2 separate regions of the Mus musculus genome follow, and region 2 is linked to region 1. A link is a contact called in ENCODE Hi-C data. All regions are on one chromosome and are shown on one strand. The core of a region is the stretch at or near the end of the contact, and the rest is flanking DNA. Distances in the headings are between cores, read along the strand shown. Region 1 holds the start of Bend3 (BEN domain containing 3). Region 2 holds the start of 4933404K13Rik (RIKEN cDNA 4933404K13 gene).

The links. Hi-C counts contacts between places; a loop is a spot of excess contacts on that map.
Region 2: a loop to region 1 is called in a map of v-Abl transformed pro-B cells, with 5 times the contacts of the local background. The contact joins the promoter of 4933404K13Rik here to the promoter of Bend3 in region 1. A Hi-C loop is called at or near these places in 1 of 37 maps with a recorded cell type or tissue (v-Abl transformed pro-B cells).

Annotation. Positions count from the first base shown.
Region 1 is chr10:43,477,434-43,481,455 of GRCm38, forward strand. Bend3 (BEN domain containing 3) reads left to right here and starts at 1,707. Exons shown (of 4, transcript NM_199028.2): 1 at 1,707-1,939.
Region 2 is chr10:43,823,620-43,827,641 of GRCm38, forward strand. It overlaps 4933404K13Rik (RIKEN cDNA 4933404K13 gene), which reads left to right and starts at 2,288. Exons shown (of 3, transcript NR_131055.1): 1 at 2,288-2,367.

The sequences.
Region 1 (4,022 bases), core at 457-2,956:
CCCGACTCTTCTGGGAAATCCGACAAAACTAAACTAATGAAACGCAACGTCTCCTTTTATAATTCTAACTGTCACATTAAATTGAAGGTGAGGACAAAACTGCAGCATCTGTTAACGCAGCCGAGGGAAGAGTTGTGCTGCGCATGTCACTTAATGCACAAGTGCAGAAGTCAAGTTCCCTAACGAATCCAAGTGCTTCCACTTTGTCTCCAGGGAATGTATAAATTAACCATTCCCCCTCCCTTCCTCCCTCCTCCCTATTTTAAATGTAGATAGGGCGACCCTAGCCTTTTGAATTTGAAGGGCTGCTATCTCGGGCCCATTCTTTCCATCATCCTGTTTTGAATGACACTGAGCACGTATAGATTCTCTTATAAAAGCACCCCTAGGATGCTGGGCTCCTTTCTTCAAGCTGCTAGCTAATTTTGCATAGCAATTAGTACTGACTTCTCCAAGTCTGCAACCCAAACACCTCTCCAGAACGTTCCACAGTCCCTCCAAGGTCCAACTCTGCGCCATTAGATTTCAAACCAGAAGGCGAGGAACTTGCGTAATGATTAAATTCCCAATTTGTGTGAAGACACAATAATCTCTGACTACGCGTTAATTCCAACCTTAGGCCGCGACTGGGCAGCTAGGAGCCAGCATGTACGTCCTTTTAAAATCTATTCTACGTATTCACTGACCGCGCCGGGCCGGGCCACATGGTCCTCTCTCGCAGCCAGTCAGCTGTAGGCAGCAGATGGGATCATTTGCATTTTTCTTTTTAGACATTTTTTTTCCATCGGCAAATTAAAGGATTAAAAAAATTTTTTTTTCCGTTCTCATTGTTTACCAAAACCAGGCACGCAGCTTAAAAGTTGACTTGGGCTTTTCTTTTCCCTCCACCCCCACCCCAAGTCCCCGAAAGTTGGAGAACTGCGAGGGGTTGGTTTCTTATTTCTCAACTCCGACTCTGCAGTCCGGGAAACTAGGAGACGGTCGGTCTTAACTAACTCGGCGACTGGAGTCTCCCAGTTTTCCGCGCTGAGCCCCGTGGCTCTGAGTTGGTGGCATGAGGGTCCCCAAGCGCGTGCTTCGCTCCGCAGCCTCAAGCGGCAAAACTTGGGCTCTCGGAACTCAGGCTTTACGGGAGAGGGCGGCCACCCTGCCGGGGGAGTGGCCAGGGCTCCCCCAGAGCCCGGGGTCGCTCTCCAGTATACCCCCCCAACCACGAATCCATGCAGAACTGGAGGGGGGGCGCACCCCGAAGTCTTTGTGCCCGGCGTGGCACGGGAAGGTCCGTGCGATGGTGCGGCGCCACAGCCGAGCGCCCCAAAAGCGGGGGGCGCGGGCGGAAAAGACACGGCGCGTTGCCTCCCACCCCCACCCCCCGGGGTTAGAGAAAAAGTAGAGAAAGAGGCGCCGGGGCCACGCTCCAGCCCGGAGAGCACGTAGCCGAGAATGCCGCGGGGCGCTTTCCCGTGGGTGAGAGCCGCCCTGGTCCGCCGGCAGCCGGCGCGGGCCCACGTGGAGCCGCGCTGTGCAGGCCGAGCGCACCCGCCCCGCAGCGCGCCCCAGCTCCCCGCCGCGGTCGCTCACGCCCGAGCGCCGCCGCCGCCGCCGCCGCTGGTCCCGCGTGTGCCCCGCTGAGGGGGAGGGGCGGCGCGGTGGGGGCGGAGGGCTTGAGGTTCCACTGCAGCGGGGGCTCCTGTGTCCTTGTGCGGAAATGACACACGGAGTCCCGTCACGTCACGCGAGAGCGCAGCGCACGGACACACACAAAGAGAGGGGAAAATACACGGCGCCCGCCCGCCCGCCGCCCCCAGCCAGTCGGCGGGGCCGCCCCGGCCAGGCCCTGCGCGCTCGGCCCCCACTGCGGCCCGCGCGCCCGCCCCCCGCACGTGGCGCCCGAACTCGGCGCGGGTCCCGCTCCGCAAAGTAACAACTCTCGTCCCAGGTGAGTGTGGGCCCCGGTCGGGGCCGCCTGCGAGCGGCTCGCCGCCTCCGCGCGGGCTGGAAGGGGGAGCGGGCGCCCACGGGCTCGTCGCGCCCCATTGTGCCGCGCGCCCCTTTGTGCCCGCTCGGAACGCCGCGACTCCATGGCGTTCCGGGAGCACGCGCGCCGCGGCCAGGGAGGAGGAGGAGGGAGGGGAGGACGCACGGTGGAACGGTCCGCGCCGCCGCCGCCAGGCCGGCCCCACTCGCGCCGCGCGCCGGCTCTCCACCCCCGGCGGGCCGGCGATGGAGCGGCCGAGGGCCGCCGGGGAGCAACTGCGCGGCGCCGGAGCGCTCGCGTTCGACCGGCCTGTGGCGGCGATGGAGGGGTGTCAGAGGGAGCAGAAGGGCGGGGAGCCAGAGGCCGGAGAGCCGCCGCTCGGAGGGACGCTGCCCCGGGGAGGCAGCGGAGGGAGCGAGGCTGCCGGCGGCTGGGAGCGGGGTGCGGCGAGCCCCGCCGCCAGGGGGCGCGGCACCCTCCCGGGCCGTTCCACGGCGCTCCGTGGTTCCCGCTGCCCGGCTGGAGGCGGGTCCAGCGCGGCGCTCTGGGTGTGCACCCCAGCGAGCGCGAGGCCTTCCTGGCGGGCGGTGGAGCCGGGCCGGGGCGCTCGCCGCCCCTCGTGACTTGTGCCCGCCACGATCGACGTAATTTCCCACGCAGACTTGGCTCGGGCTGTGAGGCGCGGAGTTGTGAAGGCCTTGTGGGCTGGGACTCAACTCATCTGAGTTCTTTTTTTCTTTTTTTTTTAAGTTTGTCCTAAAGTAGAAGTTTGATCGCTCAGGTGGCCCGCTTGGGAGTATTTTGGAGGTGGAGGCCAACCAGAGATGCTCAGAATTAATGTTCACTGTTTGGAAGTCAGAGAACTTCCTTTTAGAAGTAACTTTTGAATGTTTTCCTACAAGTAACACGTCACTGAGTAGAGGGGAGGGTGCCAGAAATCTATAAAGACCCAGAAAACCCAGGCGAGTGGGGAACGTGTGGAAATGTCCCAGATAGAGGTTTTAGGTTTGTCTCTGTTTCGGTTCCATGCCTGCAGTTTTTCTCTTTTTGCGACTTTCCACTTTTAATTCATAGGTGTTTGGGTTTTGTTTTTAAGCTTCATTTTCGGTGTATGTGTTTTGACTGCATATATATGCGCCATATCCATGCCTGGTCTCCTAAGAGGTCAGAGGAGGGCATCGGATTTACAGATAGATGGTTGGGAGCAGCCACGTGGGTGATGGGAACACAACCCACGACCTCTGCAAGAGCCACAAGTGCTCTTAAACGCTGAGCCATCTCTCCAGCCCCTCGTTTTAGAGTTTCATGTGTAAACCTTACAGGACTTCAGCTTCCTCGAATACTGGGATTTAGCCAGGATTTTTTTGTTTTTTTGTTTTCCTTTTTTGAGACAGTCTCCTGTGGTCCCTGCTGGCCTCAGACTTTTTTGTTATATAGGCCTGCGTGATCCTGAACGCCTGTCAAGTTACAGGAGTTACATACTTGGGATTACAAGTATGTGCACTGCACCTAATTTTTGTGGTACTTGATCGAAATTACGACTTTAGTTACGGTAGGCAAACATTTTACCAACTAAGTTACATCCCCAGCCCTAAGAATTATTTTTGCATTTTTAAAAATCTAAACTTTTATATATATTCTCATGTGAGACCAAGACACACCAAGAACCACTTTGGGCTTTACTAGAGATGCCTTGTTTGTTTGTTTGTTTGTTTTAAGTCTACATTTCACTGTAGCTTTGAATGGCCTGGAGCCTGAGATTTAACAAGGCTGGCCTTGGAGATCCAGCTGCCTAAACCGACCAAATGCTAGGATTAAAGATCTGTCCCACCACACCTGGCATTTTGTTGTTGTTGTTTGGTCTTGATACCGAGTCCCTAAATTCTGTCCCGTCCTTGAATTGCTATGTAAACCAGGCTGGCCTCAAACTTAGAGATCTGACTGATCCTGCCTGTAGGGGGTGGAGGTGGGATGGGGGTGGGGGAAGGTATTAAAGGTGTCCACACCACCTGGCTTTTGTTGTTTTCTCAGACTGGGTCTCACT
Region 2 (4,022 bases), core at 1,038-3,537, 350 kb after region 1:
CACCTCCGCTGGCCCCTCGCCTCCACATGTGTATGTGGGTGCATGTAAACACACAAATATATGTGTAGACATTCTTTACACAAAGCACACAAAACTTGGACAAGCCTCTTAGTTTGGGGAGGGGCAATATATGGCTTACACTGACCTTACTACTCTTTAATCAGAGAGCAAGTATAAGCAAGCTATGAAGAATGTGTTAGAATAACCACAAGAAGTAAGTGACGATTGTCCAGTTGTCTGTGTGAGTGCTAGGCCACAGCTGAGTGCCATACAGGAGGAAATGCCAGGAATCTCCATAAACCCAGAAGGTACAATAAAATTCCAAAATATCTGTTTCTCAGATCGCAGAACTCTTGTCCCTAGAAGGGACTGTCCTTCAATCAAATGACTTGCTAACACATCTTAGTTTTTAAAGAGCTTCCTGAATGAGCACTAATAGCAAGGACCACGCTTTCCAAAACACTGGGCCCTTGGCAGTCTGTGACACAGAGCAAGAAAGAATTCTGCTAGACATCTACATGAGCCACAAAAAGTATCAATGTATGCAAACACATAAGCCTGATCGAGGCACCTGGAGACCAAGCCAGCTTCCTGCTGCTGACGTGATCTCAGACAGTCTCTATGCCCTCTGGGTCCCATCAGCAAAATGAAGGTGGATGGTGGCAGCTGCTGTGTTCCCCACAAGACTGAACATCTGAGAAAGCTTCACGACTCACTGACTAAACCACCAGTGTCTTACTGTTCTTGTCGAAAGGTAATGAGAAAATCAAATTGTATCCCATTAAGGAAATATGTTTATAACTAAATTACCCCTGAGAACTTCATGCTTCCTGGAAAGGTCTTTCATTGCTCTCCTAATATGAAATTTACCAGGAAACCCATGTTTTTCTGAGTAGCCAGTAAACATATTTTGAAATGTTTTATTCTATGACAGCCTCTTTTGGCCATCTACATGTGATTTGTTGGAAGAGATCCTAGACAGATATTATTATTATTATTATTATTATTATTATTATTATTATTATTATTATTATTAAAAGGGATAAAAATCAATCAAATAGCCCAGAAGCATCTCACTGGGAGGAGACCCATTCTTCAATCAAACTCGCCACAAGTCCACTGTCACAAACTCAGCCTGATCACCATGCCCATGTCCACAAGACCTTACTGGTCCTGTGCCTGTTAACCATATACAGTAGTTACTGTGTCTGAGTTTAATATCGTTCCCCTTCCTTCTTGCCTAAAATACATGTACAATGTTCTTTGCCACATCTGCATTTAAAAAAAAAAAAAAAACCAAAACCACTTAGTGCTTAGAGCACAGTTCTGTCAGGGAATAGAGGGAGAGCTTTCAGAAGTGTACTTTTACACAGCTGCCTTTGCTTAGTCACTGTGCCCCAGTGTTTTCATCTGAAAAAATGGGCACACTACTCTCCAACCCTGAGCTTACTTTACAGTGGTCAGTATTAACCAGTTTACCGTACAAAACTGAACAAGAACAGGCCTGGCTTTGTGTAATCCAAACTTCATATCAAATTCTAAGGTAATGTGATTTTTCACGGTGTTTGTTGGGTAAGTTGTCCGAGAAGGTGGTTTGACCTAAGTCTGGAAGGAAGCAACTGAAATGACTTGGTAGAGAAAGATGTGTTGGTTTTCCTTGGCCATAATCACTTACTTACTCATAATTCTATAATTTGAGAAACAAGTGTGTCCAGACACGGCCTCTGGGCCAAACATAGTTATGAGAGTGGTCTGATCAAAATTTGTAAACTTGCTGAAAGTTTGGTGTGCATGTATGTGAGAGTGTGGTGTGTAATGTGTACATGCATGTGTGCATGTGTGTGTATATGTGGTGTATGTGTGTGTGTATGTGTGATGAAAGTGGTCTGATTGAAACTTGTAAACTTGCTGAAAGTGTGTGTGTCTGTGTGAGTGTGGTGTGTGTGTGTGTGTGTGCGTGCATGTGTGTATGTGTTGTGTGTGTGCGTGCGTGCGTGTGTATGTGTGGTGTGAGTGCGCGCACGTGTGTGCATGTGTGTGTATATGTGGCATATGTGTGTGTGTGCATGTGTTCATAACACGATTGCAGGATTTTTTTTAGCATGAACTTTGTAGATGAAAATGCCGTGTTGTAATGTCAAAAGATTAAACACATAAAATATGGGTTGGCAGGTGTGACCAATCTTTGCTTGTTTCAGGATTTTCCCTGTCCAATCACATTAGGGCAGTGGGAGACCTGTGATTGGACAGAGAACGGGAGGCGGGGCTAAGAGTCTCAGAGTTTGTCAGAGGGGAGGAGAAGCAAAATGGCTGCTGACGTATACCCGAGTTTTATTTTCCAGCCACAAGTAGCCTTGATTTCATAAGGTTAGAAATATTGGAATAAGACTTTTATCATTATCAATTGGCTCTGAAATTATTGTATTGGCATCTTGTAAATTGTAATTCTATTGATACATAAATCTGCTTGGTTAAGCTTTGAGAGTCTTGATTCTACCGGATAATTAGGTGTTGAGATGACCAACCATGGGATGCGTAGGGCATTGCGTGGTAGTGAGAGGAACTGGGGACGCTGGAGAGATGGCCCGGAGGGAGCTGTGTGGTCCTGCTTGGCCAGAGTTGGCGAGCCGGCAGGAGCGCGGGAGCGTGATCCGGCCCTGCAGAGCATTGTGGGTTCATCTTTTAAATATTTCCCGCAGCTGACTGGGCCACTCAAGATGGTGTCTTTATATACAGTACGGACATATCAGGAAGCAGTGGGCCAGGGATCTCTCAGTCCTTATAGTTTCTCTTGCTCTTCTCATGGTCATGGTGGCTTATCTTTTTAGAGTGTGCCCAGCTACCCCTAAAGCAGGGAATCTTTTGCCTGTGTTGAGACTCTCAAGAACTTCGCTGTATTTTACCGGTGAAAGAAGTCCCAGGATCAGTCTCCAGAGGAGGGCTGTGTTACTCAACATTCAACCACTATAGCAAGCCCCAGAGGTGATCAGTTTATAAAGAGGAAAGGTTTCGCTGGCTCGTGGATTCACAAATTTCAGCCATGTTCAGGTGGGAAGGCTGAAGGATCACTGAAGGAGGAGATGCTGAAGCCGTTCAATTCACAGTGAGGGGACAAAAAGAAAGGAAGACAGGCTTAAGTGCTCACTTATCCTCTTAAATGGTGCACTTCCAGGGGCCCAAAGCCTCATCGAAGGCCCCACTACTCAAAGGCTTCCCTGCCTCCCACCCGAGCCCTCCCAAAGACAGAATATTTAATACTCAGAACTTTATACCAAAACGTAAGAAGGAACTAGAGCTGACCAAGAGGAGCAGGAAGCACGGTTCACTGGATCCACTGTGAAATGGGCTAACGCGGAGATAAGTCAGAAGGCCTCCTGGGATCAACCAAGGTGAGCAGAGGAGGCCTGAAAACGGGTACTTAGCTGTCGATTTAAATAGAAACACCACCTGCAGCTTTATTTGGTTCTAAAATAGTTCTTGGCTAGGGGATGTAGCTCAGTGTTAAGACTTACCTACCATGTTGGTTCATGGCCAGAACTGCAAAAGAACAACCATATCATGGTATACACCCTGTGTTAATTAGCTTCCTGTCACTGTGACAAAAAAATTAAATAAAACAAAGCAAAAAAAAAAAAAAAAAAAAAAAAAAAAAAAAAAAAACCCTGGGAAAACTTAAAGGAGGAAATATTTATTTTGGCTGATGCTGGGTGGATTCTGGGCTTTAGTAAGACAAGCCATGTGACAGAAAGTGTGGGAGCACATGGTGGAACAGAATAGCTCTCTGCAAGTATCTGGGCCCCAGCGGGGTGACAGAGAAGTGCCCTTCAAAAAAAGCATCCTCCCAGTGGTCACTTCCTCCAAAGGGCTCAGGCAGTAACGCTCCGTCGCCAGCTGGTGGCGCTGTTTGAGGTGGCTTCAGAGGCAAAGCCTCGGGTCTCTGGAGGTTGGCTTTGAGTGTTCACAGACTTGCCCCACTTCAAGTTCTGTTTCATTCTTGCTGTAGATGAGGTCTCTCAGCTTCC